Regions from separate parts of the Homo sapiens genome. Here region 2 is linked to region 1. A link is a loop called in an ENCODE intact Hi-C map of the cell type or tissue named here. Cell type or tissue: PC-9. All regions are shown on one strand. Each heading gives the region's core, and the rest is flanking DNA. Links, peaks and the distances in the headings are about the cores only. Region 1 overlaps OTOA (otoancorin). Region 2 overlaps USP31 (ubiquitin specific peptidase 31).

Region 1 (14,956 bases), core at 5,747-13,746:
ACCCCGCACCCCACTGCCATTTACTCTCTCAATGTAGAGTTGCTTTGAGTAGGTAACAGCTTAAATTCTTAGAAAGCTGAGCCCCCTAGAGGAAATTTCTAAGGTCAAGCACTCATTTGCAACTTTTTATTCGCTAAAAATGTAGAGAAGGGAGAAGTCAAGAATAACACTGCTAAAAGGGAATTTTATTTTATTTTATTTGTTTATTTATGAAATGGAGTCTCGTTCTGTCGTCCAGGCTAAAGTGCAGTGGCGTGATCTCAGCTCACTGCAACCTCCTTCTCCCAGATTCAATTGATTCTCCTGCCTCAGCCTCTTGAGTAGCTGGGATTACAGGCACATGCCACCATGCCTGGCTAATTTTTATATTTTTAGCAGAGACGAGGTTTCACCATGTTGGCCAGGCTGGTCTTGAACTCTTGACCTCAGGTGATCTGCCTTGCCTCAGCCTCCCAAAGTGCTGGTATTACAGGTGTGAGACACCGCACCCAGCCTAAAAAGGAATTTTATATGGACAAAGAGTACGATCCACAAAGGAGAGACAACTTTATGAGCCCCTTTGAGCACAGCATAATACTGTCTCAAAATATAGAATGTGCCGGCTGCCGTGGCCCATGCCAGTAATCCCAGCACTTTGGGAGGCCAAGGCGGGAGGATCACTTGAGCCCAGAAGTGCAAGACCAGCCTGGGCAACATAGTGAAACCTCATCTCTACAAAAAAATTTAAAAATTAGCCAGGTGTAGTGGTGTGTGCCTGAGGTCTCAGCTACTTGGGAGGCTGAGGTGGGAGGATCACTTGAGCCCAGGAGGTCGAGGCTGCAATAAGCCATGATCACACCACTGCACCCAAGCCTGGGTAAAAGAGTGAGACTGTGTCTTGGCCGGGCGCAGTGGCTCACGCCTCTACTCCCAGCACTTTGGGAGGCTGAGGCGGGTGGATCATGTGAGGTCAGGTGTTCAAGACCAGCCTGGCCAACATGGCGAAACCCCGTCTCTACTAAAAATACAAAAATTAGCCGGGCATGTTTGCACATGCCTGTAATCCCAGCTACTCAGGAGGCTGAGGCAGGAGTATCACTTGAACCCGGGAGGCTGAAGTTGCAGTGAGCTGAGATTGTGCCACTGCACTCCAGCCTGGGTGACAGAGCGAGACTCCATCTCAAAAAAATAAAAATAAAAATAAAAATAAAAACAAAAATAAAATAAAAAGAGTGAGTCAGTGTCCCCCCAAAATTATATATATAATTTATAATCTGCTAGAAATACAAGGAAGAATAGATAGATATGAGTCCTGTAGTAGTAGAAGACTTGCACGTGGCACCCTTGGACATGTGGGCCAAAAAGGAACAAGAATGTTGGGAATCTGAATAGTATATTTAATAAGTTGAATATATATGCACCAAACTTTGTGTCTTACAAAGAGAACACATACTCTTTTCCATCACCCAAGGGCCATTTATAAACTCATTCATCTATTAAAAAAATTCTGATTCTTCAAAGCAGAAAGTTTGTGGACCACATTCTCTGACCTCCATATAACAAATCTAGAAATAAATGTGCAAAGATTAGCTTTTAAAAAGCCCAGTTTCTCAGATATTAAAAAATAATTCTTTCCTAAAGAATAGTTAGGTTGAGGAGGAAACTAAAGTAGCAGTTACAGACCACTAAGAAATCAATGACAATGAGGCCAGGCATGGTGGCTTACGCCTGTAATCCCAGCACTTTGGGAGGCCGAGGCGGGTGGATCACTTGATGCTGGGAGTTCGAGACCAGCCTGGACAACATGGTGAATCCCCATATCTACTAAAAATACAAATATTAGCCAAGCGTGGTGGTGGGCACCTGTAGTCCCAGCTACTCCGGAGGCTGAGGCAGGAGAATTGCTTGAACTCAGGAGGTGGAGGTTGCAGTGAACTGAGATCATGTCACTGCACTCCAGCCTGGGCGACAGAGTGAGACTCCATCTCAAAAAAAAAAAAAAAGAAAAGAAAAAAAGACATCAATGACAATGAGAACCAGGAGGTGTATCCAAGTGTCCATGATGGGGCACAGTGCAGACCACCAGGGTGGGGCCACACTGGGCCACTTCCACCCTCCTCACTGATATTCTCGTCCTTGTCCACCAACTAGATTGGGCTGTTTATCAGCTATGACAACGCCACCAAGCAGCTGGACATGGTCTATGACATCACACCTGAGCTGGCCCAGGCGTTTCTGGAGAGGATCAGCTCCTCCAACTTTAACATGAGGAATACCTCCACCATCCACAGGCAAGCGCATGAGCTCTGGGCCTTGGAGCCCTTTCCCAAGATGTGATCTAAGCATCAGAATTCTCTGAGCAGCAAAACACCCAGGGAGGGAAGGGAGGTGGCTGGTCCATCTCTTTGAATAGTCCCATATTTCTCTGTGCATGTGAGGAGAGGTGTCTGCAACTTTTTTTATGAAGAGGTTATGAAGCTGGGTGAAAGGATAAATGCTTTCTGAGCATCTCCTGTGTGCCAGGCATTTTATGCAACCTTATCAAGTGCTAATTCTGTCTCTCAGCACAGAAATGAAACATTTTAAATACTCAGGACTGGGTCCTGTTCCAAAGTGAATGTGTGATTTCCGTTTAAGTTGAGTCAAGTGTTGGAAATAACTCATGGGTCCCCATATATGAGAACCGCTTGTTATCAGACTCTTAGCTGGGGAGCCCCTGGATGAGATCAGCTCTAGAATTTAGTGACTGTAATGTGATCCTCCCTAAAACCATTCCCAGCAGGGGAGGAGGGACAGGAACTCTACATTCCAGGGGTGTCAGGAAGGGAGTGGGCAATGGGAAGGAGGTGGTGAGTACAGCTCAATACTCCCTCCTTTTCCTTTTATTTATTTATTTTTTTGAGACAGAGTCTTGTCCTGTCACCCAGGCTGGAGTGCAGTGATGTGACCTTGGCTCACTGCAACCTCCACCTCCTGGGTTCAAGCAATCCTCATGCCTCAGCCTCCAGAGTAGCTGGGACTACAGATGTGTGCCACCATGCCCAGCTAAATTTTTTGTATTTTCAGTAGAGATGGGGTTTTGCCATGTTGGTCAGGCTGGTCTCAAACTCCTGACCTCTTGAACTGCTGACCTCAGGTGGTCTGCCTGCCTTGGCCTCCCAAACTGCTGGGATTACAGGCATGAGCCACCACGCCTGGCCCATTCAATCCTGTTTTTTTTTTTTTTTTTTTTGAGACAGAGTCTCACTTTGTTGTCCAGGCTGGAGGGCAGTGGTGCAATACCAGCTCACTACAACCTCCACCTCCAGATTCAAGAGATCCTCCTGCCTCAGCCTCCCAAGTAGCTGGGATTACAGGCGTGTGCCACCACACCCAGCTAATTTTTGTATTTTTAGTGGAGACTGGGTTTCGCCATGTTGGCCAGGCTGGTCTCAAACTCCTGACCTCAAGTGATCCACCCATCTTGGACTTCCAAAGTGCTGAGATTACAGGCGTGAGCCACTGTGCTGGGCCATCATTCAATCCTCTTGTGTCCGTCTCTCAAGGTCTTATTATTGCCACACTGCTCCCATCCCATATTACCTTAAGGTTTTTCAAATGAGCCACTCTTAGGGAATGTACTCATAGGAAACAATTACATCTGTTTCACCTACCTTTAGTAATTTTCACTTATTAGCATGTGTCTCATTTTTCTATGGTTTCACACACACAAAAATAGCCTCATGATTAAGAACATGGGACCTCGAGCCAGACTTCGTGGCTTAATCCTTCCCTGCTGCTTACTAATGGTGTGATCTTTGCTATTTTTACATCACCTCTCTATACTTCCGCTTCCCCATCTGTAAAATGGGAGATAAAAATATGCCTACTGCATTAAGGTCTTTGTAGGGATTTGCACACTTGACACATAGTAAGTGCTCAATGAATAATATTTTTTCTTTTTATTTATTTATTTATTGAGACGGAGTCTCACTCTGTCGCCAGGCTGGAGTGCAGTAGCACAATCTCGGCTTACTGCAACCTCTGCCTCCTGGGTTCAAGTGATTCTCCTGCCTCAGCCTCCCAAGTAGCTGGGACTACAGGCACACGCCACCACGCCCAGCTAATTTCTGTATTTTTAGTAGAGACGGGGTTTCACCATGTTGGCCAGGATGGTCTTGATCTCTTGACCTTGTGATCCGCCCGCCTCGGCCTCCCAAAGTGCTGGGATTAGAGGCATGAACTACCACGCCAAGCCTATTTTTCTTTTATAATTTATTTTTTTAAATTGATAAATAAAAATTATATCTATGGTGTGCAACATGTTTTGAGATATATATTCATTGTGGAATGGCTAAATCAAGCTAATTAAGTTATCATTACCTCACATACTTTTTTTGCGGTGAGAACACTTAAAATCTACTCTTAGCAATTTTTGAGTATATGATACATTGTTATTAACTGTAGTCAGCATGTACAATAGATCTCCAGAACCTATTTTCCTATTTAACTGAAACATTGTGTCCTTTGTCCAAGTCTCTCCAACTCCCTTCCCACCTCCAGCCCCTGGTACCAACCATTCTAAGGCTCTGCTTCCATGAGTATGACGTTTGTTTATTTGTTTTTCAGATTCATAATATAAATGAGGTCATACAGTATTTGTCTTTCTGTGCCTAGCTTATTGCACTTAGCATAAGATCCTCCAAGTTCATCCATGGGGTCCCATATGATAGAATTTCCTTCTTTTTCAAAGCTGAAGAGCATTCCATTGTGTATCCACCAAATTAAAAAAAAAATCCATTCATCCACTGACGTGTTGGACACTTAGGATGATTCCATGTCTTGGCTGTTGTGAATAGTTATTCTCAACGTGGTTATTAACGTTCAGCCCTCACTTCCCCTGAGTCTTCTTTACTCGAAGTTAAGCAGATCTCTTTTCCTCATGAGACACACTTTCAAATCTTTTCCCTGGACCTGGCAGCTCTCCTGTGGGCATGTCTGAATATGTCAATATCGCTCTGAGAGGGTGGAGCCAGGCTGACTGTGGTCAACTAGGTAGTCTTCATTCTAACTCTAAGAGCATTCATTAATGAATGAGTGCTTGGTTTCCACCAGGATGTATGCAAATCAGTTGGTATACCACTTCTCATTTAACTTTCACAATCATCCTCTTTCTTTCACTCATGTTTATTATGATGTGCTACGATGAACAAAGAAAACCTCCCATTTATTAGAGGCTCAGAGAGGGAGAGGCACCCTGTCTCTGTACAGTATGGGAGTACAGAGTGTGCACTGCAGAACTGTGTATAGCGGCCTCACAGAGAAGTTAAGTAACTTGGTGGAGAGCAAACATCTCACAGAGCTGGGCTTCAAACTGCAGTAGGCCTGAATCAATGCTCTTAATGATTAGAAACATTGCTCTCAGTTATACCAGGGTTCCAATCTCACTTCTGCCCTTCCATTGTTTTCCTCCAGTCTTTTTTGTTTTCCTTCTGAAATCTTTGCATCATCTGGGTGGGTACCAGAAGGCATCCTAGAAACAGATCTCTGCCTCAGAGAATCCCTCAGGGTGAGATCAGCTCTAGAATTTAGTGATTGTAATGTGGAAAATGGGGAGTTTTCTGTGGCTACCGGCACCTTTCTTTCCTTATTCCCTTTATTCATCCCAGGTGGAGAGATGGCATAGGTGGATGGATCTACATTTAAGTCCCAGCTCCACCGACTTGCCTTGGACAAATCAAATCTCAGTTTCCCCATCTGTGAAATGGGGCTAATGAGAGCACCTGCCTTGTAGGGTTGCTGTAATGAGATAATGCAGGTAAACGGCTCAGTGCAAGACCTGATAAGTGGTAGCTGCTATTAATATAATCAAGACCCCATTGGTTTGGACTGGGGAGGGGGTGTCGTGTCCACCAGCTCTCAGCGCTCTGTTATGGAACCAAACTGGGTCTGTTTGCCCATGCGCAATGGAAAACCAAACACTGAAGCACTAGGTTTTTGTAGAGAGAAACGGTTACTGTGAATCAACTGCCAAGGAGACAGAAGACAGTGCTCAAATCTGTGTCTCTGAGCTGGGGACTGGGGCAGGTTTTATAGGCGGAGGGTAATGAGACTTGATCTGATTGGGTCTTGCTACAAGGTGATGCTGGGAGGTGTGATCTGATTGGATCATGCCATGAGGTGATGCCAGGACTCATTCTGATTGGATCGTGGACCATGCCATGTGGTGTCCACTTCATAATTCAGCCCCCATTCCTTGGTCTCGTCTGAGCAGTTAGGTTCCGCCTGTGGTTGCACATTTGGTTCATCTGAGGATGTTCAGGTTATGTGACCTTCAACCTGGGAGTCCGTGGCAACTGAAAAACAACTCACCATTTTATTACACAAAATTGAACCAGAATGGGCTGGTTCTGCGGTTACACCTCCACCACCATCCCTCCTCTTCTCACACAGGCTGGGGCTGCTGGTTTGTTTCTACAATGACCTGGAATTGCTGGATGCCACTGTGGCTCAAGTCCTGCTTTACCAGATGATCAAGTGCAGCCACCTGAGGGGCTTCCAGGCTGGCGTCCAGAAGGTACAGCTGGGGTGCAAGGCCCTGAGGCCTCTGCCTCAGTGTCACTAGCCAGAGAAATGGGGAGAACAGCCTAGCTTAGCCTTTGGGAGAAAACACACAGCATTAGTCGGGATTTAAGTCCAGTCACAGCAGATGGCATCTCAAATACTGAGGTAAGTGTAACATCGAAGCCCAGACAGAAAATAGCAAAGGAACAGACCCTGGGGAGATCAAAATTTAATCAGAAAGCTGTCTCAGCCAGGCGCGGTGGCTCATGCCTGTAATCCCAGCACTTTGGGAGGCCAAGATGGGAGGATCATTTGAGGCCAGGAGTTTGATACCAGCCTGGTCAACATCATGAGACCCTTGTCTCTGCAAAAAATACAAAAAAATGGCTGGGCACGGTGGTTCACACCTGTAATCCCAGCACTTTGGGAGGCCAAGGCAGGCAGATCACCTGAGGTCAGTTTGAGACCAGCATGGCCAACATGGTAAAACCCTGTCTCTACTAAAAATACAAAAACAGGCGTGGTGGCATGCGCCTGTAATCCCAGCTACTCAGGAGGCTGAGGCAGGAGAATTGCTTGAGCCTGGGAGGCAGAGGTTGTGGCGAGCTGAGATCGTGCCACTGCACTCCAGCCTGGGTGACAGAGTGAGACTCTGTCTCAAAAGAAAAAAAAAAAAGCCATGTGCCTATAGTGCCAGCTACTTGGGAGGCTGAGGTAGGAGGATCGCTTGAGCCCAGGAGTGCCAGCCTGCAGTGAGCTATGATAGTGACTTTGCACTCTAGTTGGATGACAGAGCAAGACCCTATCTAAAAAAAAGAACAGAAAAGAAAAGAAAGGGACAGCTACTTCGAACTTAAATATGCATACAGATCACCTGGGGATCTTAAATGCAGATTCTGATTCAGGAGCTCTTGGTTGAGGCCCAGGACTCCCATCTTCCTCTTCTTCCTCCTTCTTCCCTTGGCCTCCCAAAGTGTTTGGATTACAGGTGTGAGCCATTGCGCCCAGCTGACGCTGCACTTCCAACAAGCTTCCAGGTGATTCTGGAACCGCTGCTCTGGTGAGCACACCTGGAGCGGCAGGAGATAAAGCAGTGGTTCTCAAACCTGCCTCTAGATTAGTAACATCCCTGCCAGGTGCCACCCTCAGAGAATCTGATGTTATTGTTCTGGGGTGTGGCCTGAGGTATGGCCTGATTTTAATGCTTCTCAGGTGATTTCAATGCAGCCAGGATTGAGAACACTGGATTGCAGGGTGGTTATGAGTTCCCAAGACCAGATGAGCAAACACGCTCTCTCTCATTTTCCTTCCTCTCCATCTCTCTCTTCTTCCTTCCAGTCAAGTCTCAATTCTACCCCCTTCCATTCCACTTTTTGTGGCCCTTTTCAATTTGCTTAAAATCGAAACGATGACATGAAAATAATATTAAATGAAATTTTGATAAAGCCATCAATAATTTCACAGCAGTTTCCCACACATCACCATAAAGTCCCCAAACACATTTGACATTTGAGAGTGTGGTCATCTATTTTGGTCAGCGCATCTTTTTTTTTTTTTTTATAAGATTCATTTTTTTTTTTTTTTGAGTTTCATTCTGTCACCCAGGCTGGAATGCAGTGGCATAATCTCAGCTCACTGCAACCTCCACCTTCCGGGTTCAAGTGGCACAATTTCAGCTCATTGCAACCTTCGCCTTGCCTCAGCCTCTGGAGTAGCTGGGACTACAGGTGCATGCCACCATGCCCGGCTAATTTTTTGTGTTTTTAGTAGAGATGGGGTTTTACCATGTTGACTAGGCTGGTCTTGAACTCCTGACCTCAAGTGATCCACCTGCCTTGGCCTCCCAAAGTACTGGGATTACAGGCGTCAGCCACCGAGCCTAGCCTGTGAATGCATATTTTTGTTTCCAAGGAAAAGAATCCGTCCTAAGCAAGCTCAAGCAAAAATAAGAAGATAAATGTATTTTAAGGCCCAGGGGTCTCAACATGTGGCAGCCCTGACCAAGGAGAAGGTGGCATGCAATTAGATACGAGGGAGCCCTTTGGGATCATCTAGCTCAGTTGTTCTCAAACTGGAGGGTGCATCTAAATCACAGGGAGGGCCTGTTCAAATACAGCTTGTGGCAGCGCTCCAGTTTTGTGGAAGACAATTTTTTGGCATCAGGGACCGGTTTTGTGGAAGACAATTTTTTTCCGTGGACTGGGGCCGGGGGATTGTTTCAGGATGATTCAAGTGCATGACATTTATTGTGCTCTTCCTTCCTTCCCTCCCTTCCTCCCTCCCTCCCTCCCTCCCTACCTTCCTTCTCCTTCCTTTTCTTTCTTTCTTTCTTTCTTTCTTTCTTTCTTTCTTTCTTTCTTTCTTTCTTTCTTTCTTTCTCTTTCTTTCTCTTTCTGTCTCTCTCTTTCTTTCTTCCCTCCTTCCTTCCTTTCTTTCTTCTCTTTCTCACTCTCTCTCTTTCTTTCTTTCCTCCTTCCCTCCCTCCCTCCCCCTCCCCCCCCCATCCCTTTCCCCTTCCCCTCTCCTCTCCTTTCTTGATGGAGTGTCGCTCTGTTGCCAGGCTGGAGTGCGGTAGCACGATCTTGGCTCACTGCAACCTCTGCCTCCCAGGTTCAAGCAATTCTCTGCCTCAGCCTCCTGAGTAGCTGGGACTACAGGTGCACGCCACCACGCCCAGCTATTTATTGTATTTGTAGTAGAGACGGGGTTTCACCATGTGGCCAGGATGATCTCATTCTCTTAACCTCGTGATCCGCCTGCCATGGCCTCTTAAAGTACTGGGACTACAGGCGTGAGCCACCACGCCCGGTCTGTGCACTTTATTTCTATTATTACATTGTAATATATAATGAAATAACTATAGAACTCACCATAATGTGAAATCAGTGGGAGCTCTGAGCTTGTTTTCCTGCAACTAGACGGTCCCATCTGGGGGTGATGAGAGACAGTGACAGATCATCAGGCATTAGATTCTCATAAAGAGCGCACAGACTAGGTCCCTTGCATGCACAGTGCACAATAGGGTTTGCTCTTAGGAGAATCTAATGCCGCTTCTGATCTGGCAGGAGGCAGAGCTCAGGCGGTAATGCTCACTGGCCTGCTGCTCACCTCCTGCTGTGGCTGGTTCCTAACAGGCCAGGGTCCCGGTGGTCCCCATCTGTGACCCGGAGTCTGGGGATCCCTGGATTTCGGAGCCCCACCCAGTCTCTGATTCAGGAGGTCCGGGAGCAGCCTGGCAATCTGCGTTTCTAACAAGTTCCCAGGTGTTGCAGATGCCGCTGGGTGTGCTCCACACTTTGGGAGCTGCCACTGTAGTCCACCCCTTCGTTTTACAGATGTGGAAACTGATTTCTAGGTAAGGCAGTTGCCGAACTTAGAGAACCCAGGCGCTTTGACAGTTGTTTCTTCTACTTCACTCTGCTGCCCCCCAGTGGCTATTTCAATATTGCCAGAAACCCGTTTTGTGCACCTGCCTGAAATGACTACGTTATTACGTAAATTCGGGTGTTAAAATATGAACCATTCTTGTTTTTTGTTACAGAGCTCATTGTATAGTAGGTGACTTTATCACATTCCTTACCGAAAGCAGCTGTAACGCACACTTTACTATCATTAGGCAGGCATATTGCAATAAAATAATTATTAAAATGATCATAGAAATGTGCAAAGAGGTGCAAGAGATAATTTTAAGAAGAGTAAATTGTGCTTCTGTTCATATTACAACTCTGTAAAAACTATGTAGTGTCTCTATATTTATAAAGGTATAAGAAATCTTGGAAGCATATACACCCAATTGCTAATCATGGTTATTTTTATGTGGTAGGATGTTCAGGAGACTTTTACTTTCTTGTACTGTGAAGAGTTATTTTTGGCTGGATGTGGTGGCTCATGCCTCTAATCCCAGCACTTTGGGAGGCTGAGGCATGTGGATTACATTAGGTCAGGAGTTTGAGACCAGCCTGGCCAACATGGTGAAACCCTGTCTCTACTAAAAATACAAACATTAGTGTGGTGGTGGGTGCCTGTAATCCCAGCTACTCAGAAGACTGAGGCAGGAGAATCGCTTGAACCCGGAAGGTGGAGGTTGCAGTGTTGCAGTGAGCCAAGACCACACCATTATACTCCAGCCTGGGTGACAAGAGCAAAACTCTGTCTTAAGAAAAAAAAAAAAGTTATTTTTACACAGATTATAAATTATCGTGAAAAGGCCCCTGGCTATTTAATGAAAGGAAAACAGCCTGTATATATGGATATAGAGTTCAAGGTCACCAGAGGACAACAGATGCTATAAGAGTGTGGTGTAGTTATAAAAGGAACATTTCTTTCTGACATGGATTAAGGTTGATTTAATAACAAATTAATATTTAAATGAAGTACAAAGGGAATTTTTGGCACATGAAAGCTAAGGCCAGAAGAGGTGTCCTCCGTGTGGTGTCTCACTGTCTGGGCATGGCAGGAGTCCCTTTCCTTCATCGTTTCTGAGCCCAAAAGCTTTGATGGAACAGGGTCAAGGGAGGTGCTGTGGAGTCCTAATAGCCCTGGATATGGTCAGAGGGAGCCACCGCCCTGCTTCCTGTCAACACTCATTCCAGTTTGCTCTCCTTCCAGCTCAAAGCAGAACTCCTGGACATTGCCATGGAGAACCAGACCCTCAATGAGACCCTGGGTTCTTTGTCGGATGCAGTTGTAGGTTTGACCTACAGCCAACTGGAATCCCTCTCCCCCGAGGCTGTGCACGGAGCCATCTCCACCCTCAACCAGGTCTCAGGTTGGGCCAAGAGCCAGGTCATCATCTTGTCTGCCAAATACTTGGCCCATGAGAAGGTCAGCTGGAGTTTTAAACTCTTTTTTATTCCCCTAAGATGACCTAAGTGTATTAGACCTGCCAGGCTGCCATAAAAATATACTGTAGATTGAGTGACGTAAACAACATAAATTTATTTCTCACAGTTCTGGAGACTGGGAAGTCCAACATCGAGGTGTCAGAAAGGTAGGTTTCATTCTGAGGCCTCTTCTCTTGGCCTGTAGGTGGCCGCCATCTTGCTGTGTGCTCACCTGACCACATGAGAGCAAGCTCTCTGGTGTTGCGTCTTACAAGGAAACTAATCCCATTGGATCAGGGCCCCACCTGACCCTCATTATCTCATGACCTCATCTAACCCTTAAAGGCCTCTTAAAGGTCTCACCTCCCAATGCCATCACATTAGGGGTTAGGACTTTGACATATGAATTCTTGGGAGACACAAATATTTAATCCATAACAATCAGTTATACACACACAGCAGGGGGCAACCAATCAGTAAGAAGATGATGCTGAGGAGGACTGCCTGGGTTCAAATCCTTGCTCTGCCATTTACTAGCTGTGTGACACTAGGCAATTTGCTATTTTCACTTTGACTCAGTTTCTCTATTTGTAATATGTGGACAACAATAGCACTTACTGCCGGGCAAGGTGGCTCACACCTGCAATCCCAGCACTTTGGAAGGCTGAGGTGGGAGGATCACCTGACGCCAGGAGTTTGGGACCAGCCTGATCAACATGGTGAAATCCCGTCTCTACTAAAAATACAAAAATTAGCTGGGCGTGGTGGTGCATGCCTGTACTTCCAGCTACTTGGGAGGCTGAGGCAGGAGGATGGCTTGAACCTGGGAGGCAGAGGTTGCAGTGAGCAGAGATTGTGCCACCACACTCCAGCCTGGGCGACAGAGCAAGACTCCATTTCAAAAAAAATTAAACAACAACAACAACAAATCAGTAGCACTTATCCTGTAGCATTGCTGCGAATATTATGTGAGTTGGTACACATGAAGAAGCTAGACCACCAGGTGACACCACAGAGTAGGAGCTCAAGGGGCATTAGCCATCCCTGAGTGGGATCAACGTGTGGGACTCATCCCAGGATTTTCCTGCCTGCTGTTAAGCTGCTATTAGGTTGATGCAAAAAGTAATTGCGGTTTTTGCCATTACTTTGGGATTAGGGATGATGCTATTTTATTCCAATCTTGGGCTGCAGAGAGGGAACTGTCAGGCAGACAGTCCTCTTTGGTGGGGACAGGAGTCTTAATCTGTGTTCTTGCTGCTCCTGGGGTGGAAAATGGACATTCTTTTGGGGACAATTAATGTCCCTGGGTTGGGTCCAGTCCAGAGGGCTCCAAATCTGGGAGACTTGAGTTCTAAGCATTTTGGTGTCATCTAATTTTTTTTTTGATACGGAGTCTTGCCCTTGTCGCCCATGCTGGAATGCAATGGCACAACCTCAGCTCATTGCAACCTCCGCCTCCGGGTTCAAGCAATTCTCCTGCCTCAGCCTTCCGAGTAGCTGGGATTATAGGCACCCACCACCACACCCAGCGAATTTTTGTGTTTTTAGTAGAGACGAGGTTTCGCCATGTTGGCCAGGCTGGTCTCGAACTCCAGACCTTGTAATCCGCCTGCCTCAGCCTCCCAAAGTGCTGGGATTACAGGCATTAGCCACCGTGCCTGGCTTTTGGTGTCCTTCTCGTTTAGTCCACACTCCTGGCCACTTCCCAGGATGCAAACTGGCTCACAAGGATTGGATTAGGACCCATTCCAATCAAATAATAATAACAAACATTTGTTTATTTTTGGCTTCTGGATATTAATTTTAATTACTTTGAAACAACATAATTTACTACCAGATGTTTAACAAGCACCCATTATAATTGCTAAACTGTGAATTTAGTTTTAACTGTGTCTGACCAACTATACAAAACTCATCAATTTTTATTTTGACAAAAGGTAGTAGGCTGGGCATGGTGGCTTATGCCTGTAATCCCAGCACTTTGGGAGGCCAAGATGAATGGATCACTTGAGGCTAGGGGTTTGAGACCAGCTGGACAACATGGTGAAACCCTGTCTCTACTAAAAATAGAAAAATTAGCTGGCCATGATGGTGCACACCCGTAATTTCAGCTACTTGGAAGGCCGAAGCAGAAGAATTACTTGAACCCAGGAGGCAGAGGAGGTTGCAGTGAGCCGAGATCATGCCACTGTACTCCAGACTGGGCTGAGCTACAGAGCAAGACTCTGTCTTAAAAAAAAAAAAGAAAAAAGTAGTAGGAATCCCAAAGAATAAAGGAGAGACTACTCCTTAAAGGTCATGTTTACTAACCTAGCACCGTAATTCTAGTGTTAGTACCTCCCATGCAGCTTGAAGGAGGATATGGGAAGAGGTGAAGATGTTGAAAATGTAAGGGGCCCCATTTTGCTTGTTCTAAAGCAAAATACCACAGTGTCTCACAAGGAAGAAAATCACTAGGCCAGGCACGATGGCTCACGCCTGTAATCCCAGCACTTTGGGAGGCCGAGACAGGCAGATCACGAGGTCAGGAGATCAAGACCATCCTGGCTAACACGGTGAAACCATGTCTCTACTAAAAATAAAAAAAAAAAAATTAGCTGGGCATGGTGGCGGGTGCCTGTAGTCCCAGCTACTCGGGAGGCTGAGGCAGGAGAATGGCGTGAACCTGGGAGGCGGTGCTTGCAGTGAGCCGAGATCGCATCACTGAGGTTGGAAATGAAAACAAAAGCTTTTGATTCAGGTGGTAAAATGAAAACAAAAGCTTTTGATTCAGGCGGTAAAGGGGTTTAAGAGTTATAGAGTAGAATCCATGCATCCAGAAGGCAGTGCTGGAGTCGGCCTCAGGAACTGGGGGGTTTCTTCTTCTTTTTTTGTTTTTTGAGACAGGTTCTCACTATGTTGCCCAGGCTGGAGTGAAGTGATCTGATCTTGGCTCACTTCAGCCTTGACCCCCCAGGCTCAGGTGATCCTCCCACCTCAGCCTCCTGAGTAGCTGGGACCACAGGCACATGCCACTACGCCGGGCTGATTTTTGTATTTTTTTGTAGAGATGGGATTTTGCAATGTTGCCCAGGCAGATCTCAAACTCCTGGGCTCAAGCAATCTACTCGCCTTGGCCTCCCAAAGAGAAGGAGTAGGGAATTTCTTCTTGGCATCCAAGTCTTTTTAAATTTCTTCAAGTTTTTAAAGCTGGGTTTGGTATGTCATGGTTCTGAGCCAGATATATTCCAACCACATTCCCCAAAGTAAATCCAAGTGGGAACTGGAGCAGGATGTCGGTAGAGAGGGCGAGGGAGGGATGAAGGGCAGCTGCAGCTCCGAGGGCTGGTCCTAGCCTGCTTCCTCCATCGCGGGGCCAAGGGAGGGAGGGTGTGGAATAACAAACATTTACTGAACACTTACTATGTGCCAGGTTGTGTTCTAAGTGAATTAATAACTTAATCCAACAATCCTCTGAAGTCAGTAGTGCTGTAGTCTTCATTTTCCAGTTCATTCTTGTGAGGTACAGAGTGTGTAAGGGAACTGGAAAAGGCCACGTGAAAGTTACGCAGCTGGGATTGAACCCAGGGCACCTGGCCTCAGAGCCATCTTGTTTAACTCCTGTGCTCACT
Region 2 (16,944 bases), core at 3,902-11,901, 1.4 Mb after region 1:
GCTGCCTCCTTTGAAACACTGAGAAGGGCACATTGCTTTTGATATTCTTGCCCTAAAATGCAAAACTTCAATCTAATCATGAGAAAACATGAGACAAACCCCAAACTGAGGGACATCCTATATAAGTGGCTAGTGCTCTTCAAAAGTGTCCACGTTGGCCAGGTACAGCAGCAGCTCATGCCTATAATCCCAGAACTTTGGGAGGCCGAGGTGAACAGATTGCTTGAGCCCAAGAGTTCAAGACCAGCCTGGGCAACATGAGGAGACCCCATCTCTACTAAAAAAGAAAAAAAATTAGCTGGGTATGGTGGTGCACACCTTTGGACCCAGCTAACTAAGGAGGCTGAATTTGAGCCTGGGAGGTCAAGATTACAGTGAGCTATGACTACACTACTGTACTACAACCTGGGCAACAGAGCTAGACTCTGTCTCTAAATAAATAAACAAACAAACAAATAAATGTCAAGGTCATGAAAAACTGAGCTGTCACAGATTGCAGAAACTGAGGAGACAGGATAATTAAATGCAATGTGGAATCTGGGATTAACTTCTAGAACAACAAAAAAAATTAGTGGAAAAACTAGTGAAATCCAGATAAAATCTGTAGTTAATAGTATTGTACCAATGTTAATTTCTGGCTTTGATAATTTTACTACAGTTATACGAGCTGTTGACATTAGGGGAAATTGGCTGAAGGGTATATAGGAATTCTCTCAACTATCTTTGCAACTCCTTCTGTAAGTCCAAAATTATTTTTAAGTTGTAAAAAAACCATCCAAGGAGGCTCTCCTAAATTCTGTTACCAAAAAGTAGACATTGCATCACTTCCTGAATTTGCTGTAGTAAAAGTTACTCAGGGATTACAAAGAAAAGGACTATATCAATCTAGAAAAATTCCCCCATCTAGTAATTGCATTACAAAATGCAGTTGTATACGTTTATTATTAAGTTTTCCTATTTAATATAGTGTAGGGTATTGAAGGAATAAGTGGAAAAAAATAAAAACTTTGAAATAAAACAGGCCTAGGTTAATATTCAAAACCTACCAGTTATTTCCTATGTGACTTTTAGGTGGATTACTTACTCTGTTTGGGACTCAGTATGCAAAAGTATAAAATTAAAATAATAAAGCCTAGATTAATTGGAGATTCTGTTACTTATAGCTGAAAGTATCCAAAATGACACAAGTATCAGAGAAAAGGCAGGTAAATGATTTTTCTCTCATAGTAACTACATTCCAGTTGGGGGAAGACAGATGATAAACCAATGAACTAATAAATAAGAATTTCAGAGACTGCGAAATACTATCAAGATAAAAGAGGGTCCTGACAGAGAATGAGTGTAGAGTGAAAGGGTAACTGTGGTTATGGTGGTCCAAGGAGGCCTTTCTAAGGGTCCATTTGAGATGAGAAAGAACTTGCCCCGTGACCATCTGGGGGAAGAGTATTCCTGGAAGAGGAAAACAGCCAAGGCCCTGTGTTCAAGACACTAAAAGGTGGGTTCTGTGCCCAAAGTGAAAGAAAAGTGACATAAGATGGTGCTATAATCTGAATGTTGGTGTCTCGCTCAAATTTGCATATCAAAACCTAACCCCCAGTGCAATCGTGTTAAGAGGTGAGCCCCTTAGGAAGTGTTAGGTCATGAGGGCAGAGCTCTCATGAGTGGGATAAGTGCCCTTGCAGGCAAGGTTCGAGGGAGCTTGTTTGCCCCTTCCACCATATGAGGACACAGCTGGAAGGTGCCATCTATGAGGAACAGGCCCTCCCCAGACACTGAATCTGCTGGCGGCTTGATCGTGGACTTCCCAGCCTCCAGAACTGTGAGCAATACATTTTTATTGTTTATATATTACCCAATCTAAGGTATTTTGTAATGGCAGCAGGAACAGACTAAAGATGGAATTGGAGAAGTGGACAAATTTAAGAGGCTGATACAGGAGCCCAGTCTGGGTAGGGATCATGTGACTTGGACTTGATGTTATCAGTGGAGAGAAAGAGAAGTGAGGCACATTGAGAACATAATTGTGGAGGTAGGACTGGACAGGGCTTTTGAATGGGTTCGATGTAAGGAGGGAGTTGAGGGGAAAAGCAGCATCAAGGATGGATCCTTAGTTTCTGGACTGAGCAGCTGGACTGGATGTTGATGTCATTTACCAACACAGGAAGGCTGGGGTGTAGGAAGAGAGCAGAGAATCATGTTTTGTTGTGTATCTCCACATTGCTTTAATACCAACTTACCTCCACATTTCTGTTCCTTCTGGAAGCTGGTCCCAGCTAAGGTCAATTATTATTATTAATTATTATTAATTTCTGGACAGGTGAACTAGAAGATAAACTCCACATGACGAAGGGTTTTTTTTTTCCTGTCTGGTATGCTGATGTAACCCATGCCCAGGCCAGTGCTTGGCATAGCAGGTGATCCACAAATATGTGTTGAACGATTAAATTAATGCTCATTCTTATGTAAGATGACCTGAAGGCAGCAGAGTCTTAGAACAACTACAATCCAACTTTGAGTCCACTCAGTCCCTAGCTGCCGACCAGAAAACAGGATGAATTCTCTCTGGAGGCAAATATCATCAGCCAGAGCCTACACATTTTTTCCTACACACTGCCTAGCATTAATCAAAAAGCACAACAAGAAGTAGAACAAAACAAAAAAAACCAGACAATAGAAAGAAGTCCACATGTGACTAGATACTAGTGTTATCAGATCCAACCTTTAAAATAACTAATATGTTTAAGAAAATAGACAATCAAATGAAGAATTTAACCAGAGACCTAGAGTCTCTGAAGAGCTAATGCAAATTCTAGAATTGAAAACACCATAACCAAAATTAAGAATACAATTAGGTGGGTTTAACAGCAGATTAGACTTAGCTAAGATGGACAGAACTGGCAAATAAAAGCAGATGTCCAGTTAAATTAGAATTTTAGATTAACAACAAATAATTTTTCATATAAGTATGTTCATTCAAAATTTTGGACATGCACTAAAAAACTATTCACAATTTATCTAAAATTCAACTTTAATGAGATGTCCTTTATTTAATCTGGCAAGATTAGATAGAACTGAAAAGATTCATTCAGTAAAAGCTATCCAGACTGAGGTAAGGGGATCAAAAAGAATAGGAAATACAAAAAAGAGTGAAAGGAATATTTGAGACATGGTGGAAGTCTAAGATACATGAAATTGGAGTCTTAGAAGAGGGCAAAAAAAAAATGGGTCAGAAGCAATATTTAAAGCAATAACACCTGAGAAGTTTCCAAGTCTGATTTATGAAGTGAAGGATAAAAAAAAAAAAAAAACTCCATCCTAATAAAACTGATGGAAACCAAAGAGAAGCATCTTCAAAGCAGTCAGGAAAAAAAAAAAACAAAAAAACAAAAAAACCCAAACCACACATATCTTCAAATTAACAGCAATAAGACTGATAGCTGACTTATGAACATAAACAGTGAAAGGCAGAAGGCCATGGAATGAAAATGAAAGAAAGTAATTTCCAACCTAGGATTCTATTCCCAGTGAAAATGCCCTTCAAGAAGACCAAATAAAGGCATTTCCAATCAAATAAAACTGAGAGAATGTATCGCTGACACAGGCTTAAAAAGAAATAAGGGAGTTCTTCAGGCTGAAGGAGAATGATCTCAGGCAGAAGCAATCAAACACTGGATTGAAGGAGTGATGAGCAATGGAAAGTAAATATATCAGTAAATCTGAGTGAATATTGACTACTCAGGATTACTAATAAAGTTAGGTTAGATGGTGTGCATAGAATTAGAATGCAAGACAAACATAGCAAGTGGTGGAAATGGGTAAATGGAATTAGTGTCCTAAATAAAGCCCTTCAAGGGGTAAACAAATACAAATTTTTCCTAGAATCTTTTTTTTTTGAAGGGGGGATGGGGAAGAGAACGGAGTCTCGCTCTGTCACTCAGGCTGGAGCGCAGTGTCGTGATCTCGGCTCACTGCAACCTCCGCCTCCTGGGTTCAAGCGATTCTCCTGCCTCAGCCTCCCGAGTAGCTGGGATTACAGGTGCCCGCCACCACACCCGGCTAATTTTTGTATTTTTAGTAGAGACGGGGCTTTACCATGTTGGTCAGGCTGGTCTTGAACTCCTGACCTCAGGTGATCCACCTGCCTCAGCCTCCCAAAATCCTGGGATTACAGGCTTGAACCACCGTGCCTGGCCCTTTTCTTACAATCTTATAAATCAAAAGTGCGTGTTGAAATTACAAGGATAACCACAAAAGGAGAGTAAAAAAATAACAAACTGAGGAGAAAAATTAGAATAAAAAAAATGCTTTGTTCTGTGGGTTAAGAAGAAAAATTTTAAAAATTAAAAAAAATCCTTGATACATCTCAAAGAAAAGCAAGAAGAATAAATATAAAATAAGCAGGACAAATATCCAAGAAAGTTAAGATAGTACCAAAAAACCAAATACATTAGTGATTATATTAAATGTAAATAAACCAGGCATTCCAGTTAAGCCTCGTGATGATCATGTAGACACCGTTATCCACATTTTACAGGTGTGAAGAATTTGAGCTGTTGAGTAATCCGCCCAAGATTGTCCAGCTAGCAAGATTCGAACCCCGCAGCCTGCTCCTGGACCCTGAGCACGGTGCCTTTCCAAGCGTCTCCCTGTTCTCCAGCCACCCAGCACTGCTTTCGGTCAGCCCTTCCGCACACTCTACCCAGACTCCTGCAACCAGCTCCGAACCGGCTCTCTCATGACACATCTTGTCATGGTGACCATGCGAAGGTGCAAACTGGATCTCCTCTCCCCTAAATTAAAATCTCTTCCTGGATTTTCATTTACTACAGGACAAATGGAGCAGTTCATAAAAGGTCCCCCTAGATGGGATCTCCCGCCCCCTTCATCCAACGCTTCTTGCCTTCCTGCCCTACATTCCAGGAAGACTGGACTCAGGGTTTCCAGAGAGTGCAAGCAGTTTCCCCTGCCTGGAAAGTGTGAGTTATGGCCCACTGCCCCCTCCTCTGACCCCAGGAGGGTCGGCCCCTCCTCCTCATCACTATTGTTATCATTACAAATGGCTCCATTCAGCCAGCGCTTTCTCTGTGCCAGGCACTGTGCTGAAGGCTTTATAGGCATCATTCCCATCTAACTCTCACCACTCTATGATGCAAGTACCAGTATCCTCCATCTTCTGGATAGAAAGACTCAGGCAGATTACTAATTCAGCTAGTATGTATTTACTAAGTAACTGCTATAAGCTTGGCACCCTCTTAGATGCTGAGAAAAAGAGCAGTGAATAGAACAGGCAAACCTCCCCGCTCTCATGTAAGCTCACCCATCAGCTCACATATGACCTATGGTAGTTGTGATAAGTGATATGCAGAAAATAAAATAGGGAGTACGGACAGCGTGTGAAGCAGGTTGCAGTGTTCTAAAAAGGTAGTAAGGGAAGGCCTCAATAAGGTGATATGTGAGTAAAGATGTGGAGGAGATGAGGGAATGAGCCAGGCTGGCATCTCGGAGAAGAGCATTCTAGGGACGATGCCTTGAGAAAGAGCAGGGAATAAGTGGCAAACTTGCTGAAACGTTATCTGTTGGCCAACCTGACCTCCTGACTGGCAGGTGAGCCCCTCCAAGTGTGGTCATAACCCCAGCAGCTGGGCACACAGAAGACATTACTAAATGAAGGAACCTGGACTCCGATTCTGAGTGAAACAGTAAAGGGGCACCTTCCTCACCACAACTTTTGTGGACTTGGAACCCTGAGGCTGGTGCCATTCATCCTCAGTCCCCAGTGCACAATCCCCACACACTGTCCACTCCAGACTCTCGGAGAGGAAAGACGTATTACACCCTTTTCCCTGTGTCTCTGGAACTGGATCTGTGCACTGTGGGCCTCTCTGGAGTCCTCCTAAACAAAGGGAAGGCACAGGGGTGGTGTGCTGGAATGCAAGATCCCTGAGACCCCACCGGGGGCAGGGAGGCCTGATTCCAACTAGGCACTGCAGTCTCATTTGCACCATCTTCTCACGTTTCACAAGAAAAATGGAGCTGTTAAGACATCCAAAGAGCAAGTCAAACTGATATCAAATCCCTGAAAGCTCTAAGAAACGAGTGCAAGGCCATTGGGTTATATGGCATGCAAAAATGCACCACCAAGGGAGAGGACAGCCCTGTCCTCTGTGTATAGCAGGTGTTGGCAGAGGGTGAAAAACGTAGCTAAGACCAGACCAAACCAAGACCGAATTCCAGAGGGGTTTGCAGAAGGTAGACCCAACCCACCCAGCAAGGTGAAATCTACCAGATGACCCTCGTGGAGAAGCCTGAGAAAGGAACAGGGTCGCAGAGAGGAAACCTGAAGCATCCATCTGGGAGAACCCAGGAAGGAGTGAAGAGCAATGGAAAGTGAATGTATTAGTAAATCGAAGTGATTAACCGTTCAACGTTATGTTAGATGATGTACACAGAATTAGAACATATGACACAGAACCCAGCTGGGAGAAAGGGGATACTGGGGTGGGGGAGGACCTCAAGCTACATCCCACGGAGTCAGAGTGGCCTAGAATCACCCACGGGGCAGTTTAACACACAGGAACATGCAGCTCTGGGCAAGGGGTGTTATCACACCTTTGCTTTCTTCAGGAAGATTTACAGGGACCCGAAAAGTATTCAGAGAGACGTTGACCATTCAAGTATTGAAAGATAATCTTCCAAATCCTAAGGAGACAGGCAAAATGATCCTTAAATATCTGCATAACTATTAAATCTACATATTTTATGACATGTGAACACTTTGTGGCATAATGAAGCCTCTTGAATAATCAGCGTACTACATGGTTAAACTCTCTAACAGAACCTAAGCGAAATCTTACCATTTCAAATTAGAGAGCTTCAGAAGTGCTGTACCTAGCACGGCATGTGGTTCACACTTGTCAGGAACATCAACTCCCCCCACCCCAACCCTAAACCATAATGCTGTGCTTTAGGGAAACAAGATCTGTCCTGATCTGTACTCAACACTTTCCGGGAACAAATGATGGCTGGTGGCACTCCCCTAAACAGAAACCCCTGTTCACTGATACCGTATTCCCCAACTCATACTGAATAAACATTTCCACACTCAGAGGCTAACCACCTGCAGGCTGGACTTCTAAAATGCATAAGAGATCTTTAGTGCCCCCACGTGGCCATAGGTGATGTGACATCCTCAGTAGGGAGTTCTGTCCTGAAGGGTGGGAAAGACAGCTGGAAAAATGTTGTTTGTATCAAAAATATTAAATATCTAGGGTATGAGACAGCGCAGGAAGAATGGCCCCTTTTATACTGCTATTTCTTCCCATCATAAAAGTTTGGTAAGAGGGGGAAAATAATGCGAAATGTTGAAAATCTGTTGGATTGAACCAGAATGTGAGTTTTTGTCCAGTTCCATGGCCCAGGACAAACTGTCTCTAATCCGTCATGGAGGAAATGGGAAGAACCATCCCTGATTGTGAAAATTATACAAGCATGGATGTGATTTTTTGTTTTAAACTTTTACACAGAAAACATATGTATACATCTTTCTGTAACTTGTGTTTTAAACACTGCAATTTTAAGGCATTTTGTAAAGACTGATGCAGTACAATTATTATTATAGTCAACACCAAAAAGATATCAGTTGGCAAGGGGGAGAAAGGAGAAATGTGGCTTGAAGAGGACATCTTGTAATAAATTTATTGTATTTTGTTACATTTTCCACTTTTCTCTTAATTCCAACTGTATACTATATAATCAACGCTGTTTCAGAAATAAAACGTTTCAAACGTAAAAATATAAATTCTGCTTCTTAAAAGTGCATACACTTTGAATAATAAAACATACAAATAAATAACAGAAATCAGTGACACATCTCATGCACTTGTTCTAAAATAAATTTAAAATGTACGATACACTTTTCTTCCAGCCTCTAGGAAAGACATCCTGCCTTCCATATTACTGTACAACTGAAAATGAAAACGACACAGAAATCACTATCCACGGTGCATGAGTAATACCAAAGCACTTTGTGTACAGTGATGTGACATGCAGCTTTCAAGACAACTACAGAAATTCCAGTGTAAAAACTGAAGAGTTCAATCAAGAAACGACTTATGTCAATGAGGCTTAAATTCAATTTTAACCAGTGGTGAGAGGCACAGTTGGTGAGCAGACCTCTATGGAATGCAAACACGTATTTGAAAGGCCTACAAAGAGAACTCCAACTTCGGAAATACTGTAACTGCTTTTGCATTTGGTATGACACCACACCGTTTATAATAGCACCTAGGAAATTTCATATTGCATTTGGACGACTGCAACAGATATCATTATTCTGGATGGCCTTTCTAAAGAAACATTTCCAACTTGCATGTCTACTTGTATCTTCATTCCTTAAAATGTTGAAAACACCAGGTAAATTGTGGTGTTTTGTAGGCAGCATGAGGCTCGACAGAATGAAACCATCAGATTACTTCGAAGGTGTTGTAGTGCATTCAGCTCACCACAGATTAAAACTAAATTTTATTTGCCTCCACAGTTAACACAGAGTGCCAAATTCTGGGATGTGTATTACTTAATGGTAAAACAAACAAAAAACAAAACAAAACAAAAACACGAAAAAATAGCAATAAGGGTTTTTTTTTTTTAAAAAAAAGACACCAAAGAAAATGTTTCACATTCATTTTCAAACTAAAAAAAAGAATTCCTGAAACCACATTCTGGATAAGAACTATCCTAGAGAATGAGCAAAAGTAGGAAATTCAGCGGCAGCCTGGGGTTTGCTACTGTAATTCCTACAAAAAGGCAATAATTCTATCAAAAGCAGGGACAGGCTTTCCAAGGCTAGGAAGGTTGTTTCTTTTCTTCTTCGACAATTTCTAGCTCAGAGTGACTTCCCTATTCCCCCACGGGCCTGGGGAAAAGGTTCTGGGGACAGATGCAAACCCCGCGGGGACACTCAGCCTGCTCCAGCAACTAAGACCACCAATTTCCACCAGACTGGCGAGTGCTAGGCCATTCACAACATGGTCCAAGCTCCCCAACTGGGCCTTGAATCAGAAGGGCCCTTGTATTTCAAATGGGAGTTTGATATCAGTATCTCTCAATTCTTTTTATTCTTATTTTTTCTGCTTCTCCTACACAACTGAGGAATCAGTCACTCCTGAGTAATTCAAATGGCAGTGATTCTCGCCATAATTCTCAGTAAAGGGATGACGTATCATAGTGGTTCTCAATCTGTCTGCAAATTAGAAACACCCAGAAGCTTTTAAAATACATGGTAATTCCTGGATCCCACCCCTACATGAATTAGATCAAAAGCTAGGGACTGGGACCCAGGCACTGTATTTTTTAAAGTTCCCCAGCTGATTCTAGTTAATGTGGGTCTTCACTATCTCAGACAAGTCATTCAGAAGAGGCTTAAAAGAATCTTGAGGAAAATACATGTGTGAGATTCAAAAAAGTCTCTCAAATTTGCTGTGCACCCCTTCTCCCAAAAATTGGGAAACACTAAACAAATGTAAGATGGATCTAGAACCGAATCCACTGCACAACACTCCCAGAAATTCCATGGGCTTAGTCTAATTGTGATCAGTGGCTGGGAAGCCCCAAAGCTTTTCAAAATAGCTCTAAGTCTCTATAAAAGCATCTTTTAATTCTTAGCACTATTAGAAGCCACATTCTTTCCTTGTGACCAAAATAGAACCCTTGAAGATATAAAAAATTAAAATCTATAGAAAATGGCAGGTTATTTTTAGAACAAAACACTTTAGGAAAGTCTTCAGGCTAAATACAGTATGTACACCAATGATGTGTGTTCAACATATCCAATTCCACTTCTGCTTGCAAAATACTTTACAATCTCGCCAATGATCAGAAAAACAGCAGAGAAATATATGCAGAGCAAAACAAGAAATCGCATTCATGCTCTTCTACACAATGATGAGTAAGCCATATTTTGAAAATCACAAATTTAAAAATAGAGCTCCATAATTGTTGCCTTTTTTTTTTAAGACTTAACATTTCATGTCTATATGTTTTATTGTTTGCTTGCATAGGTAGTAAGAGCATGCTTTCTGAGTTATATGGAGGCCACGCACAATTGTTTTTACTTGGGGAAAAAAATGGTCATGCTCAAAATGCATCTGCAAAATACTTTGAAAGTTGATCAAAAGGCAGTGTGAGAGTGTTCATTTAAATAAAACCACTGGATTTCTCCCCAAACCATGTAGTAGAGTTTAACAATAATGTACCCTTTATGAAATGAAAGTTAAAGACAGCCTGCACAGTAACAGCTACTTTTTGTGTTCGTTTGTGATAGGTACTGGTTTGTCAGCAAAGTTTGCCTTTCTCAACTACAAATAATACAAAGTTCCACGCACCTCCAGAATACGTGTTTTATTGAAACTGTGCTTATGACTTGCATACTATTTCAAAAATCCAACCCAGAAACACTAGTTAAATCTTTGTATCCAATAATTATAATAACCTACATTGGAAACAATCACTTCGGCTGTTCAGTAATTTGTCCGAATGAAATGTAACGTCTGATGCCCCTCTATGTGAAATAAAGCACGCTTATTTCAAATAAATGAGCTTTGTTCACAGCTCTTCTCTGCTCCATTTTCCCTAAAGGCTGCCACTCTTGGTCCCTTTACATACTGTTGCTATTTTTTTCATGATAGTTATTTTAAGGGAATGACAATGTTCCCCTCAAATCCCACATCCGTCTCATACAAACATAAGATGACCCAATGTTAACGTAAAGTGACTGTGTAATGGATTTTCAACCCCTAAATAGTAGAGACAGCTCAGTCTGAAAAGGTGGATGGAAGAGTAAAATGTCTCTAAAGATGAAGGGCACTTTTGGTTTCCAGAAGGAACAGACTTGCTCAAGAGAACCACAAGCCTTAGCCGATTTGACCGGAATCCACGTGATCTCTTTTCCCAGGAGAACTGTCACTCCATTTAGGACACCATCACATCCCTTGCTTGATGGGCTGTGCTCCCAGGGCTCCTCAGCTACAGCAAATCCCTGAAGCTTTCAGTTTTGCCTCTGTGCTCAAAGAAGGCCCTCCATAAACGTTTGCAGAATGAATGATGAAAACAAGATTGCAAAAGCGTGTCAGGCAGCCTCACAGATAATTACAGTATTTTAGCACACCACAAATACTCCCACATCCGTTCCCACTGGTCCAGCATATTATTACTTACTTTCAGTTCAGCTGCTTTCAGGACGAGAAAATACAAAACGGATGGGAAATGGTCTAAGATGACTGGAGCCTAACGGTTTGAGTTTCCACATTATCTAAGGGATTACCAAGGCAAGATGTAGGGCTGTCTTAAGGAATGATACGGCCTCAGTGCAATGGATGTTTACAAGAAATCAAGAATAAAACTTTAAAAAGCAAACAAACATTACAGATACAACATTACTGTTGGTGATTATTTTGTGCCTACCAGGAGATGACTGCTCTAATCAGGCCCATCTAGATGTCAACGAGAAACCCAGGCCTATCATCCCTAGCAGATAATTTTTAACCCCAAAGCACATACACGCTCATTGTGCTAAATATTGCTGGGAAAATTAAAAAAAAAAAAAAAAAGAAAAGAAAGAAAGAAACCAACACCAAGTCCCCAACCCTACCAATGAACTAAATTGAATCAAGTAACTACTTTCCCACAAGATACTTCCCACCTCAAGGAGCACCTCCAAACTTTCGGGCCAAATAACCTTTCCTGTGGCCTAAAGTTGTACCTAGTAGTTGGAGATAATGAAATTTTCACTGTTTACCAACTATGGAAATAAAATAGCTTCATGATGTCTAGACAATGCCATGATACTTCCTGATTTTTTCTATTAAACCTGAAACAAGGACTAAACTCCATGACATACAGTTTATAGACACTGACATTTTATTCCAGATCCCATGGAAAACCAAAGGGATTTGTAGAAACGTTTTTCCTTTTTTTTTTTAAGTCACTAGACATCGTGGAAAATCCATTCCTAGATAACTCAAGAATAAAAATATTTACCACTGTGAAAATTAAACTAGTTTCTATTAATGCTTGACTACAGCAAAAAAGAAGTGTTATTAAAAACCTTTGTCTAATCAAACTATAATTGTTTCAGAGATTCAGATAGGAGACTTCAAATGAGATCTACCTATTAAACAAAAATGAGAGGTTTGAGTTAGACATTCAATTCCTGATATAGATGATCTCTTATTTGGTGCATCTTTTTCAGGAGATAAAAGCGATACAGAAAAACGAGAGCGGTGGCTACACACTGATGGGGCTGTGATGTGCTGGGCTGAACGCAATGACAGCATCGAAGGCAGCCAGTTGCCGCAGATGTACTGAGCAGATGAGAGTGGTACTGCTTTGAGAACCCACCAAAATCTGAACAGTAAAACCAGGACAGCGAGTGAAGAAGTGAGTACAGGGCTGAGTGCAATGGACAACAGGCTCACAGTCAATGAATCACATGGAGCACTGTGGTAACTTTCACAAGGCTAAATGTCTAAATCTTAAATACTGCCAAGGGTCTAAAATTCCAGCTACCCTCAACAGTAAGTGGTCTCCAGACTTGCAAGTTACCGGCTAATGCGCAAATTAGCAGCAAAATAAAGTTAAGTAACGTACTAAAAACTTTTCCCAAGAGATATTCTTGGGGGGAAAAAAGAAAAAAAAAGTAGTGCAGAATTCACAGCTATGCATGCATATGTGTTGTAGTTAATTCACACACAGCAATACTGAAAAGGGAGGTTATATATGGATCTGTGCACCAAGGGTTCAAGAAGAACTTGAAGAGTCTGACGAAAAACGCTAATATTTAAAAGCACATAAACTTAGCATGCTGTATTTACTGGCAAAGTGACAAATGCTATTCAGAGAGAATCAAGACCTTCACTCTCTTGACATTTAAAAAAAAAAGAAAAGCTAAAAATTGAGCAGGAAAGTATTGCCAGGAGACCTTGAAAAAGCTTGCAAAACTATATACTTTGCTTATCTGTGAGGTTTTTTTTGGTGAGGTTCTCCTTTGTAAGAAATGCAATTTGCACTGACACGGCCAGATGGAACACACTCCAAAACCTGCTTGTGAGTTCTGGGCATGAGATGAAATCTTAAGAACAAAGAAGAAATAATAAATGAGTTACTGAAAGGCAGCCCTAACAGAGACTGACAGACAGGATCTGAAGTGCATATGTAACACTTGATCACACAACGCTTCAACATACCACCATTGGCTTTTGGCAGAAGGCAACTTCTTTCCTCTCCAAGCTACAAGATGAGGGAACATGAGCCCACAGACACAGGGCATCGTGGAGCTTCCCACCTCTAACGGAAAAATGCAACACCTGACAAGGAAAATGATGTCCAGTCTTTCACCCAGTTTAGAATCTAGAAGTTTTTTCCAGGAATCTGTCAAAGGTGTTAACTGCTCTACTACAGTGCAAAATTCCAAGAGCCTTAGCTAGTAATTTCAGAAGGAAAAAAAATTAAACGAGTGACTGGCTTTCTGGCTATCCAATCTGCCACTTCCTAGGACCTATCCCAAGAGTCAAGACAGGTTTTGGTGCACATGTCACCACAGATAGGAAGGTGGTGAAAGGCTTCATTTCTACCTCGAAAATGTCTATCTGTGGCAGTAGGAGAAATGACACAGTCACCCACATGGCACCTTCCTCTTTAATCCATTTACTGGTGTGCAACCATCCTAGACTAGCTGAGTATATACCTGAGAAACATTAGTGTTAAAATATTGCCCTTTACAAAGACTGGTAGATGGGGCGAAAGTGCAGAAAGCAAGAGTTTTTCCCTCGATTTGTTTCGTTGTTAGAGTCACAGTTTTTAGAGCTCCTGGTGCCACCCACAATCCACAGTAAGGACAAGTCCTGCTCAGAAGAAACACGAGTCAGCTCCTTCCTCCTTCTACGCACTAATGGTAGCTTTTCTGGTTCACAGGTTTCAAAACCCTCATATCCAAAGAAAGTCATTAGAGTTCTCTAGAAAGAAATATGTACAATTGCTAAAGGGACCGTCCTGGGTATCGTCTACAATTATTCCAGTTAGCTTGGTGTCAATGTTTTGCCTATGGCTGTTATTTGGTTCAATGGCAGAATAAGGCGACGCTTTGAACAATTTGCAATTGAATTAGACACACACACGCATACACTCACACACACACACACAGTCGGGCACGTGACTCAAAAAAGTACAAAACAAAAGCACAGGAGGCTTTGGTGGGAGGGCAGGGGTTCTAAATAAATAAACATCTTTACAGATAAAACACTTTGATTGCAGAAATATCACTGAGGTTTTTGAGAAGGCCGTGCAGAGGTTTGCATGCTAGAAGATAACTTTTTTGAGGATTTCTCTGCAGACTGCCTGCCACCCGGAGACGAGGGAACTCCAGAGTCTAGTTGGGAAGACTTGGATTTGCGAGCGGACAGCAGGGAATGTTTGGCAGAAGCAGGGTCCTTGGTGACAAGCTGCTCTTTTCCCGTTGTATTTGCATTTGGCTGCTGGGAAGCTGGAGGCTGGTGGCCTCTCTCTGCCTCGTCGTCCCCGGTGTTCTTACAGACAGACTTAACAGAGCTCCCACCAGCCTTTTTAGAGAGCAAGGCTGTCTTGCCAAGATCCGTCGAGCGCCGGGTTTCCTTCTGTCTCAAGGCTGATTTGAAGAAGGACAGCCCCTTGTCCTCAGACTTGCTGTCCCTCTTCAAACCAGACTTGATGCTTGTGCTGGGGGAGCGCAGGCTGGCCATGGAGGAGCTCCGCACGTGCTTCCCGGCCCCCCTGCCCTCCCCTGCTCGGGCCTGGCTCACCCGAGGGGAATTGGGTTTGGAGGTGGAGGTGGCGCTGGCTCTGTCAGAACCCAAGCTTTGTCTGGAGCCCTCTCTACTCAAGCTGTGGTCTGAAGTCCTGCTCTTCCCAGGTGGGAAAGGGCTCCTTGTGGCAGGGCCCGAGGCCTTTTTGGCAGATGTGGAGGAAGCAGTGTAGGTGAGGGCCGAGGCTGACTTCTGCTTCTGTGGCGAAGGAGATGACACGGAGTCCTGAGATTTCGGGGATGACTCCTTTTTGGGTTGGGCAGGGGCAGGGGATGAATGCCGTCCACTGCCCCTGGAAGAAGAATCTGCTTTGCTGCGGGAGCGGGAGGGCTTTAGAGAGACTTTTACAGGAAGAGGAGAAGAAGGGGATGTACTTGAAAGGGATGACTCCTGGCTTGCCAAGGCTGGTCTCCCCTTCCGCAAGCTTTTCTCTGGCTCAGAAGTGCCTTTGGAACTGGGGGATCTCTTAGTTGTGCTCTCTGGTTTCTTTGCGAGTGAGCCTGGGTGGCTGGGGGCTTTCACCTCTTTGACTGGAGAGCTGTCTACGGAGTCGCTCTGATCCACATAAGCGATCTGATTATTGTTATCAAATGGACCAGAGAGCGGGGGCAGGCGGTCCCCTTGTGCTGAATGTTTGCTCTGTGTATCTACGACACTGGAGTTCAATCTGCGGGTGTCCGATTCGTCTTTGAACACGCCTTCCATGACAGCCAGAGGGGCCCGGCCCACAGCCTTGTGCTCACGGCGACTATGACTGTCGCTTGGTTCCTGGTAACTGCTAGAAAGGTTCCGCAAGCTACCAAAGCAAGAGATGGAGACCTTGTCATCTGCTGCCTCCCCAATCTTCTCCAAGGTGGAAGCAGAGCTGTGAATTGGCGAATCCCCTGAAAATCGGGATGGAGAATTGGAGCGCATCTGCAGCTTAGCAGACAGGGACCATGAAGGTCTCATGCAATTTTCATTGACGGCCAAGGGGCTGGTGACAGAAGATCTGGATGACAAACTCTGACGCTGGACACTTCTCACAAATGGTCGAGTTGAAAAGCCTCCTGAACACAGTAAAGAGAATACTGTTAAGTTAAGCCAATGAAGACATTCTAACAACACTGTAAGACACTGAAGGTGAAACGAAGGTAAGCCTCATGGGATGAAAGGAGCATGACCTTCAGAGCCAGCCCATCTGGGATCAAGGAGTCCCTGTGTGGCTTTGACTTTTCTGAGCCCAGTTTCCTTATGTATAAAATAGGGACATTCTAACTCAGGATCATTCTAACACAGCAAACTTCTATTCGCCTCCTTGCCCTACATCAGGGCTCGGTATAACTTTTCCTGTGAAGGCCTAGACAGCAGATGTTAGGCTTTGCAGGCCAAACATTCAACTCTGTCACTGCTGCATGAAAGCAGCCACAGGTGACACGTAAGAAAACGTGTCTGACTGCGTTCCAAAAATGTTTACAAAGAAAGGCAGTGGGCTGTATTTGGCCTATGGGGCTACAGTTTGCTGACCTCTGGTCTAACTCACAGGGCAAGTGTGACGATTAAATACAACCTTACAAGTCCTGTGCCCAACAGAGCACCTGGCATTCCATAGATGCTGTGAGGTATTGACCCAGCTTCATTACCTTCCTGAAGGTGATCTGGGGCTCACAGAAATGAAGTCCTTGACCAAGATTACACAACTCATTAAAGGAAGAGCTAATACCAGAACCCAGAACCCCTTCCCGCACCACTCAATTCCACATGTAAGCTGGCCTGTCATTGTTGACTACAGATGTGGATCAACGCAAAGAGCTAAAAAGACTTGGATATCATATACTCCTAAATCCAGTAACTTAAAACTTCCAAAAAAATATTCATAATCAGAGGCCAGGCGTGGTGGCTCATGCCTGTAATCCCAGCACTTTGGGAGGCTGAGGTGGGCAGATCACGATGTCAGGAGATCGAGACCATTCTGGCTAACATGGTGAAACCCCGTCTCTACTAAAAATACAAAAAAATTAGCCAGGTGTGGTGGCAGGTGCCTGTAGTCCCAGCTGCTGGGGAGGCTGAGGCAGGAGAATGGCGTGAACCTGGTAGGCGGAGCTTGCAGTGAGCCGAGATCGCGCCACTACAC

What was found. Peaks named below come from ENCODE experiments on the same cell type or tissue, not always from the same donor. Only the 100,000 strongest peaks of a DNase experiment are listed, where the experiment ranks them.
Region 2: it touches region 1 in a loop (25-fold over the local background); 3 of 110 quality-filtered maps call a loop at or near these places.

Annotation. Positions count from the first base shown.
Region 1 is chr16:21,698,758-21,713,713 of GRCh38, forward strand. It overlaps OTOA (otoancorin), which reads left to right. Exons shown (of 29, transcript NM_144672.4): 11 at 2,131-2,270; 12 at 6,412-6,535; 13 at 11,131-11,346. Among named protein-coding and RNA genes, the nearest start is that of OTOA, 42 kb to the left of the region's middle. RefSeq lists an enhancer at 5,205-5,294. In PC-9, for the core only: CTCF peaks have their summits at 9,929 (motif pointing left) and 10,130; a DNase peak (open chromatin) is centred at 9,924.
Region 2 is chr16:23,053,737-23,070,680 of GRCh38, forward strand. USP31 (ubiquitin specific peptidase 31) reads right to left here. Exons shown (of 16, transcript NM_020718.4): 16 at 7,670-15,880. The coding sequence ends at 14,310. Among named protein-coding and RNA genes, the nearest start is that of USP31, 87 kb to the right of the region's middle. RefSeq lists an enhancer at 14,234-14,735. In PC-9, for the core only: a CTCF peak has its summit at 7,188 (motif pointing left); a DNase peak (open chromatin) is centred at 7,145.